Regions from separate parts of the Homo sapiens genome. Here regions 1 and 2 are each linked to region 3. Evidence: read pairs that join two places in POLR2A ChIA-PET (ENCODE). Cell type or tissue: CD4-positive, alpha-beta T cell. All regions are shown on one strand.

The links. Peaks named below come from ENCODE experiments on the same cell type or tissue, not always from the same donor. Only the 100,000 strongest peaks of a DNase experiment are listed, where the experiment ranks them.
Region 1: POLR2A ChIA-PET joins it to region 3 with 5 read pairs; 1 of 35 experiments calls an interaction of 5 or more read pairs at or near these places.
Region 2: POLR2A ChIA-PET joins it to region 3 with 5 read pairs; 4 of 35 experiments call an interaction of 5 or more read pairs at or near these places.

What each region holds. Positions count from the first base shown.
Region 1 is chr17:82,399,661-82,402,160 of GRCh38, forward strand. All of the region lies in intron 7 of OGFOD3 (2-oxoglutarate and iron dependent oxygenase domain containing 3), which reads right to left. Among named protein-coding and RNA genes, the nearest start is that of HEXD, 17 kb to the right of the region's middle. RefSeq lists enhancers at 1-344, 1,075-1,274. In CD4-positive, alpha-beta T cell, no CTCF peak of the experiment used is centred here; a DNase peak (open chromatin) is centred at 1,361; H3K4me3 peaks cover 476 bases.
Region 2 is chr17:81,958,463-81,960,962 of GRCh38, forward strand. NOTUM (notum, palmitoleoyl-protein carboxylesterase) reads right to left here. Exons shown (of 11, transcript NM_178493.6): 1 at 2,125-2,500; 2 at 1,178-1,230; 3 at 1,009-1,104; 4 at 473-533. The coding sequence starts at 2,447. Among named protein-coding and RNA genes, the nearest start is that of NOTUM, 1.5 kb to the right of the region's middle. RefSeq lists enhancers at 873-1,435, 1,436-1,998 and silencers at 1,212-1,551, 1,582-1,661, 1,928-2,071. In CD4-positive, alpha-beta T cell, a CTCF peak has its summit at 1,401 (motif pointing right); DNase peaks (open chromatin) are centred at 639, 1,409 and 2,229; H3K4me3 peaks cover 589 bases; H3K27me3 peaks cover 1,402 bases.
Region 3 is chr17:82,125,402-82,127,901 of GRCh38, forward strand. CCDC57 (coiled-coil domain containing 57) reads right to left here. Exons shown (of 19, transcript NM_001394669.1): 18 at 2,291-2,500. Among named protein-coding and RNA genes, the nearest start is that of FASN, 28 kb to the left of the region's middle. In CD4-positive, alpha-beta T cell, a CTCF peak has its summit at 1,177; a DNase peak (open chromatin) is centred at 1,560; H3K4me3 peaks cover 1,582 bases; H3K27ac peaks cover 2,500 bases.

The sequences.
Region 1 (2,500 bases), 270 kb after region 3:
TGTCTCTGTGAACCTGGCGACTCTAGGGTCCCCACGGACGTGGGATCAGGCAGGATCTGTCCCTCCGTGACTGGCTTACTTCACTCAGGGGTCGCAGCACTCAGCTTCCATTCCAGAACCCAGCTGGGGCCACGCCCTGGGGGTGAAAGGTGCAGCTGCCAGGACACCAGCTGCAAAGGGGAGGGCGCATCTCACCCAGCTCAGCTGTCATAAGCACACCCAGACCAGGGAGGGAAAGAGACACTCTGGGGAGGGAAGGGGGATGGAGCCGCACCAGCGCGGAACTGGACACCCACTGTGCGGGCGCTGAGCTAGGTACATCACACACAACAGAGCCTCGTGTGCAGTGGAGAGAGCCCAGGCTTGAAGGCAGACACCGGGCCCTCCCCCTGGGCAAGGTGGCCTCCTCTGAGTCCTCCTGGGAAGGAGAGCAGGATCACGCTGGGGCCCAGCCCCCAGTCCGACCCGCCAATATCCACCTCACATAATCCGCTGTAAGGAAGCCCAGTCTCAGGTGGTGCCCTGGGCGGTGGGTCAAGCTCCCTCCCCCCTGCCCCTCCCAGCTGCCAGGAGGCCCCTTGGGCTCAGCTCCCATGGGCTTTGCCCCCTCCAGGCCTCACAGATGCCCCCCGGAGTCCCCCCTTAAAAGCTTCCCAAACACAAGTCCATGCCAGGCTCTGATTCTGGGGAGACCAGAGTAAGACAGACGTCAAGTGAGCAAAGCCGCGTGCGGACTGCACTGCCTTCTGTAAAAAGGAAACCATACCAGGGTCCATGATCTGACAGCCACAGCTGCCTTATGTTATGCAATGGGAAGAAGGAACAATTGCCAAAACTGTTTTAAATGTGATTCTTTACAACTGACAGAATGCGGTATTCTTATGCATTCGTTTTTATACACACAGAGAAATTCAAGAAGGAACTCTGAGATCTCAGGACTGTGGTTACCTGTAGGTGAGGGGGTTACTGGTTCGCCTTTATTTATATACATATATATATATATGACTTTTAAATCTTGTAGGATGCATTACTTATTCAAATATTCAAATTTTGATGCATGATTTATTCAAAACTAAATTTAAAATAAAGTACACTGGCCAGAAGTCATAGCAAAATAGCTCCCCACAGAACACCACGAAAATCACCCAGGTTTCTAAACAGTTCTGTTTCACTGAAGTAAAGTCTCTGCTAATTAGAAAAACACTGATCTTCAGACGCCACTTTGGTTTCCTGATGAGCAGACAAAATTCGGTCAGGGGCCATGGAAGGAGCCGGGAGCGACCGGACCAGGGCGAATCTGCTGTCTGTGCCGGCGGAAGGCCAGTAAGTGCCGTGCAGTCGTGAAAAAGGAAGTGGTTAAAGTGGTTACGGCAAAGCGGTGGCGCCGGCTGCTCCCGACACTGCAGCCCGAGAGGGAGAGAGGAGGACTGAAGGCAGTCCCAGGCCTTGGGTTCCTTCACTGTTCCTGTTCCCTTGGGTTTACCTTTTTTTTTTTTTTTTTTAGATGGAGTCTTGCTCTGTCACCCAGGCTGGAGTACAGTGGCGCGATCTCGGCTCACTGCAACCTCCACCTCCTGGGTTCATGCCATTCTCCTGCCTCAGCCTCCCGAGTAGCTGGGACTACAGGCGCCCGCCACCACGCCCGGCTAATTTTTTGTATTTTAGTAGAGACAGGGTTTCACTGTGTTAGCCAGGATGGTCTCGATCTCGTGACCTCGTGATCCACCCGCTTCAGCCTCCCAAAGTGCTGGGATTACAGGCGTGAGCCACCACACCCGGCCCTGGGTTTACCATTTTAATGCCAAGTAGCAGAGTGCCAAGATGGCAGATGCTGATTGCAGATTATAACTGCAATCTCTCTCTCCTTCTGATTACAACTGAAACTGCACAGAGTGCACTTTGGGAGGCAGAGGCAGGTGGATCACCTGAGGTCAGGAGTTCGAGACTAGCCTGGCTAACATGGTGAAACCCCGTCTCTACTAAAAATACAAAAATTAGCCGGCCGCAGTGGCACGCACCTGTAATCCCAGCTACTCAGGAGGCTGAGGCAGGAGAATGGCTTGAACCTGGGAGGCAGAGGTTGCAGTGAGCTGAGATCGCGCCACAGCACTCCAGCCTGGGTGGCAGAGCAAGACTCCATCTCAAAAAAAAAAAAAAAAAAAACAAAGACTGCCCTTGAAGAATAATTTAGTAACAAATGTCACACGGCACAGAAAGCTGGTCATCTAACTGCCATTCCTTCCTCTGTCACAGCGGGCATGGTGGGGCAGCAAGAGTCCTAATCTCCCCAGCCATGTGCTTTCTGGCTTTAATCTTCTATTTGAGCTTCAGCTCCAGGGCTCACAGTGCCATTCAACCACTTCCATCCAGGTTGACTGTATGAAGGGAACTCACAGCTTCTACACCATAAAAATCACCCTTAAAGAATTGCTATAATACCATTCTTTGTATTAGCCGTGCTTTACTTTTATCTTCTAAAATCTTTTATTAAGGGCCAGGT
Region 2 (2,500 bases), 170 kb before region 3:
AACAGGACCCTCAGAAAAGACCATCCCAGGACAGGATTCCCCTGGAAGGACCATCCCAGGATAGAACTTCCCCTCAAGAAAGACCTCCAGCGTAATACTCCTCAGGAAGAACCAACCCAGGACAGGACCCTTTCCAGGAAAGACCAACTCAGGACAGGACCCCCCAGGAAAGAAGGACCATCCCAGGACAGGATCCCCCTGGAAGGACCATCCCAGGAGAGGACCCTGCCAGGAAGGACCATCTCAGGATAGACCCCTCCCCACCAGGAAGGACCATCCCAGGACAGGACCTCCTCCCCACCACGAAAGAAACACCTCCAGAACCCCTCTAGGACAGGACCTCCCCAAAAGAACCATCCAGAACAGGACCCCCAGGAAAGACCATTTCAGAATATGACTTCCCAAGGAAGGACCCCCCGGGAAGAACCACCCTCCAGGCAGGACTCCCAGGCAAGACCCTGTGCCCCCTTACACCATGTTTGCGTTCCACCAGTAGGGGTTCTCCTCCGGCTGTGAGGACAGGATCCCTGTGCCTGGGGACACAGAGGCGGTGGGTCTTTCTAGCGGGAGGAGGCTGTGTAGGGTCGGGTCTGGGAACCCTGGTGAGGTGTTGGGGCTCCTACTTGGCCCCAGGAAGGGAGGTGTGCTGGTGTTGCTAGCCCGAACCAAGGTTGCCGGGAAAGTGGAGGACAGTTGGGTTTAGTTACCCCCGGGAAGCCACCATGGCCACGGTGCCCGGCTAGGCTGGACACCAGGTCTGACCTTGACTTCAACCCCTTGCCCTGCTTTGACCCTGGGGAGGGCCAGAGCCGCTGGGTAAGCGCCTGAATGCTAATGTGGAATGGGCCCCAAAAGGCAAGAGTGAAGGGCGCCCCTTGCTCTTAGTAAACCCGGGCGCCAGGCTGGGCATGATGTGCGGGGTGGGGGCCTGGCTGGGGCTCCAGGAGGCGGGCGCGGCTTCCTCCCGGGCCTCACGTCGAGACGCCTTCCCCAGGGCCCGCCGCTGACCTGTGCGAGTGCGCGGCCAGTCCCGGGAGCTCATGAGGCGCCGCATGGTGTCGTATCTGGAGTCGCAGTTCTCGCGGTTGAAGCAGTACCAGCCGCCTGCGGACACGACCGCCGCTCAGGCCCGCGCGCACAGACCCCCGGCCTCCCCCCGCCTCAGCCCTGGACGCACCTTCCAGGAAGAGGAGCCACCGCCGGCTGCCCCTGGACTCCTTCAGGTAGTAGCTGCGGGGGAGGACGCACCGCGGGGGGTCGGCCAGGGCTGCCGACCCGCCGCGCCCCGCGCGCCCAGCTCCGGCGGAGGGAACGCGCCACCTGTTCCGGCCGCGCGCGACGGTCGCACGGGGGCGCCCTCGGCCAGGCCCACGGGGAGCTCAGGGACGGCGGCGGTCCCGGGAGGTGGCGCTCGCGGGGCGGGGAACGGGCCGCGCGGGGCTGTGGTCCGTGGAAAATCCCCACGTTCCGCCCGGCGCGGGTCCCGCTGTCACCTCGGCGCGGGCGGCGGTCCTCCCGGGGCGCGCGGCGGCGCTTGAAGCGTGAAACGCGTCCGCACTGAAGGAGCGCGCTTGGCGGGGGAACGGGACGCCGCGGGGAGCGCGGGAGGCGCGGGCGGCACCGACCCGGCGGGGGAGCCTTCCTGCCGAGCCCCGACCCCACGCCCAAGTCTCCCGCTGTCCCCGGCTGTCCTCGGCCTGTTGAGCGCGTGGGCGGCCCCGCCGCTCCCCGACCCCCGACCTCACGTCTTTTATCTACTTCGGGGCTGCAAGGAGGTGGGCAGCGGGCCTCTCCCCGCCCCCCGGTGTCGCCGGTTCCCGCTGGAGCCAGGCGCGCTCTCGGGCTGCCATCTCCCCGCCCCGGGACCGAAGGACGCCAGCAGAGCGGCTGGGCCCAGAGGCCGAGGGGTCAGTGCCCGAGCTGGCCGGGGACCAGCCCTTCCAGCGCCGCTCCGCTCCCCACGCGGAGAGTCACCGAACCGGGCACTCCTCGGGGCCAGGACCGCGGGGCGCCCGACGGAAGCCCTTTCTCCCCGGGGAGAGAACGGCCGCGGCCCGCAGGGAAGGTCCAGCCGGAGACCGGGCGCGTCGGGCGGGGCGGGGAGGTGCAGGGCGCGGGCCTTACCCGGCGGGGCTGCCGTCGTTGCAGGTCACCGAGGTGTTGAGTAGGAGGTGCAGGCGCAGGTCCTCGTTGAGCTGCTGCGCGGAGCAGGGGTACAGGGACTGCGCCAGGCTCTTGACTTGCGCCATGAAGCTGTCCATGTTACCCTCCACGGCCGTGAAGTCCAGCGGGAAGCTCTCCACGGGCTGTCCGGCCGCCGGCGCCGCCTCGGTCCGCGGGGGAGGAGGCGGCTGCTGACCCCGGCGCCGCCAGGTCTTCCTGCCCTCGCTGCCCCCGGCGCAGTGCAGCAGGCTCAGCAGCAGCAGCACGCGCACCCCTCGGCCCATGGCCGCGTCCACCTGCGGGGAGCGGGCGGCCTTGAGGCGGCGGCGGCGGCGGC
Region 3 (2,500 bases):
GTCTCATTCCGTCACCCAGACTGGAGTGCAGTGGTACAATCTCAGCTCCCTACAACCTCCACCTCCCAGGTTCAAGTGATTCTCATGCCTCAGCCTCCCAAGTAGCTGGGATTACAGGCATGCGCCACCAGGCCCAGTGAATTTTTGTATTTTTAGTAGAGACGGGGTTTCACCATGTTGGCCAGGCTGGTCTTGAACTCCTGACCTCAACTGATCCACCTGCCTTAGCCTCCCAAAGTGCTGAGATTATAGGCACGAGCCACTGCCTCCAGTCCTCTCTCTACTAAATTTAAAAAGAAAGAAAAAAGAAAAAACAAATACATGCAAATAACCAAGAAAACCCTGAGAGAGAAGGATAAAGAGGAGATCCTACATCAGCCAGACATGTAAAAGGACCAGGAAGTGACACTGATTCTGACCCAATGGAACTGCCTGTGAACAGACTGAGAGTGGCCGAACGAACCGTCCGGATATAGCTCCAAAAGCACATGGAACATTTAGCACCATGACAAAGGTGGGAGTCCGAATATGCGGGAAGTGTGAGCGATGGAAAACTGGGAGCCGTTGCCACTTTGGGGGTTAATAAGAAGTGGTTCTGGCCAGGCACGGTGGCTCACCCCTGTAATCCCAGCACTCTGGGAGGCCGAGGTGGGCGGATCAACTGAGGTCAGGAGTTCGAGACGAGCCAGCCCAGCATTGTGAAACCCCGTCTCTACTAAAAATACAAAATTAGCCTGGAGTGGTGGCGGGTGCCTGTAGCTCCAGCTACTGGGGAGGCTGAGGCAGGAGAATCATTTGAACCCGGGAGGAGGAGCTTGCAGTGAGCTGAGATTGCGCCATTGCACTCCAGCCCGAGCAACAAGAGCAAAACTCCATCTCAAAGGAAAAAAAAAAAAAACAGACAAGATAAAAAACAAGGACATTAAATTACATAAAAATAAAAAATATGAACATAAAAAAACACCATAATAAACATTTAAAAACATGAAGAACTGGGAGAAAACATTTAAATTGTTGTCACCGAAAAGGCCTAATTTCTATCACATATAATGAGCTGCTACAAATCAATAAGAAAGACCACAATCTAATACACAAATGGGCAGGTAACTGAAGAACAGGGAAAGGAAGTGGCTCCTAAACACACACGAAGATGCACGACCTCCCAGCAGAGGCGCTGATGCCAATCCTGCTGCCACCGGCAAAAGTTCCGTGTGGCTACAGGACTCTCAGACACTGCTGCTGGGAGCAGCCTCTGGGTGGGTGGCGGAGGCTGAGGCGATGCTGTCCACCACACGTGGCACGCGGGCAGCCTTGACTACGCAAGCCCCTGGGGCACGTACACGTGTGTTTTCACACACACTGCAGCCTGTAAGGTTACTATTCTAACAGTATCTGTGACGGTAAAGGACTGGAAATAGCCTAAAATGCGCATGAAGGAGAGAATGATTAAATGAATGAGGCACACCCTCATGACGGAAGACAGAAGCTGTAAGGTAAGAAGGGGACGCCCTCCATGCAGGCACACAGGAAGGACGCACGCTCCCGCCCCAACCACATCACACGTCCCGCAACTCCAGCTGCCTCGAAGCAGCATCTGTTTCCCTCCCCCCTTCTCGCTACATCACAGACCCATGCAGTCCTCACAAGGTGCACCCTTCAAACAGACTTTTCTGAAAACTTCCTGAGACCAGTAGCAGGAGCTGGCACTGTGACCTGCTGAGTTTACCAGGCCTATGACTTAGGTGCAGAGAAGAGTCTCAGGGCGGCAACGTCCGCGCAGCAAAGCAGGACGAGGATGAGGATGCGGCTGACACTTGTCTGGCCCGTGAGGCTGAGCATCACTGGGGTCGGCCTGGCTCTTCCCCGGGAGCATCGCTGGGGTCGACCTGGCTCTTCCCCAGGAGCAGGGCCGTCTAAAGTGCACCAATGCCCACGCGTCTCACCTGGGCTCCATTCTAAGTCAGCCTGCGCCCGGGTGTACAGTGCTCCATTCTAAGTCAGCCTGCGCCCGGGTGTACGGTGCTGCATTCTAAGTCAGTGTGCGCCCGGGTGTACGGTGCTGCACTAGGAAATGGCATGGTTTCTGCCCTTCAGGGCTTTGCACCATAACCCGGGAAACACTCAGGTGCCAAATGAGAGGTAAAGAGACTCCATGCATTACTCAACCAAAGTGCAGGGATTTCAGGGTGCAGGAGGCACGCAGGGTGCTGACTCTCCACATGCCCCTCGGAGAGGGTGGCCCTCGCCAGCTGCCAGCTGTGGGCAGCTCCTGGGGAGGGCAGTCTCCTACCTGGAGTTGAGTCACCCTGGGAGGTGACACCAGAAGGGCTGGATCCCAGGTCTAGCAACCTCCACATGTCCTGGAGGGTGCCACTGGCAAAGGAGGAGGAGCTGTGGGATTGGCGACCATGCTCCTCAGGGTGCTGGGGAGCCTGGGGTGGCTTTGGGGACCTGTCTTCTTTCTGCCGAGGTGATTTACAGGTCACCGTGTGGATGCTGT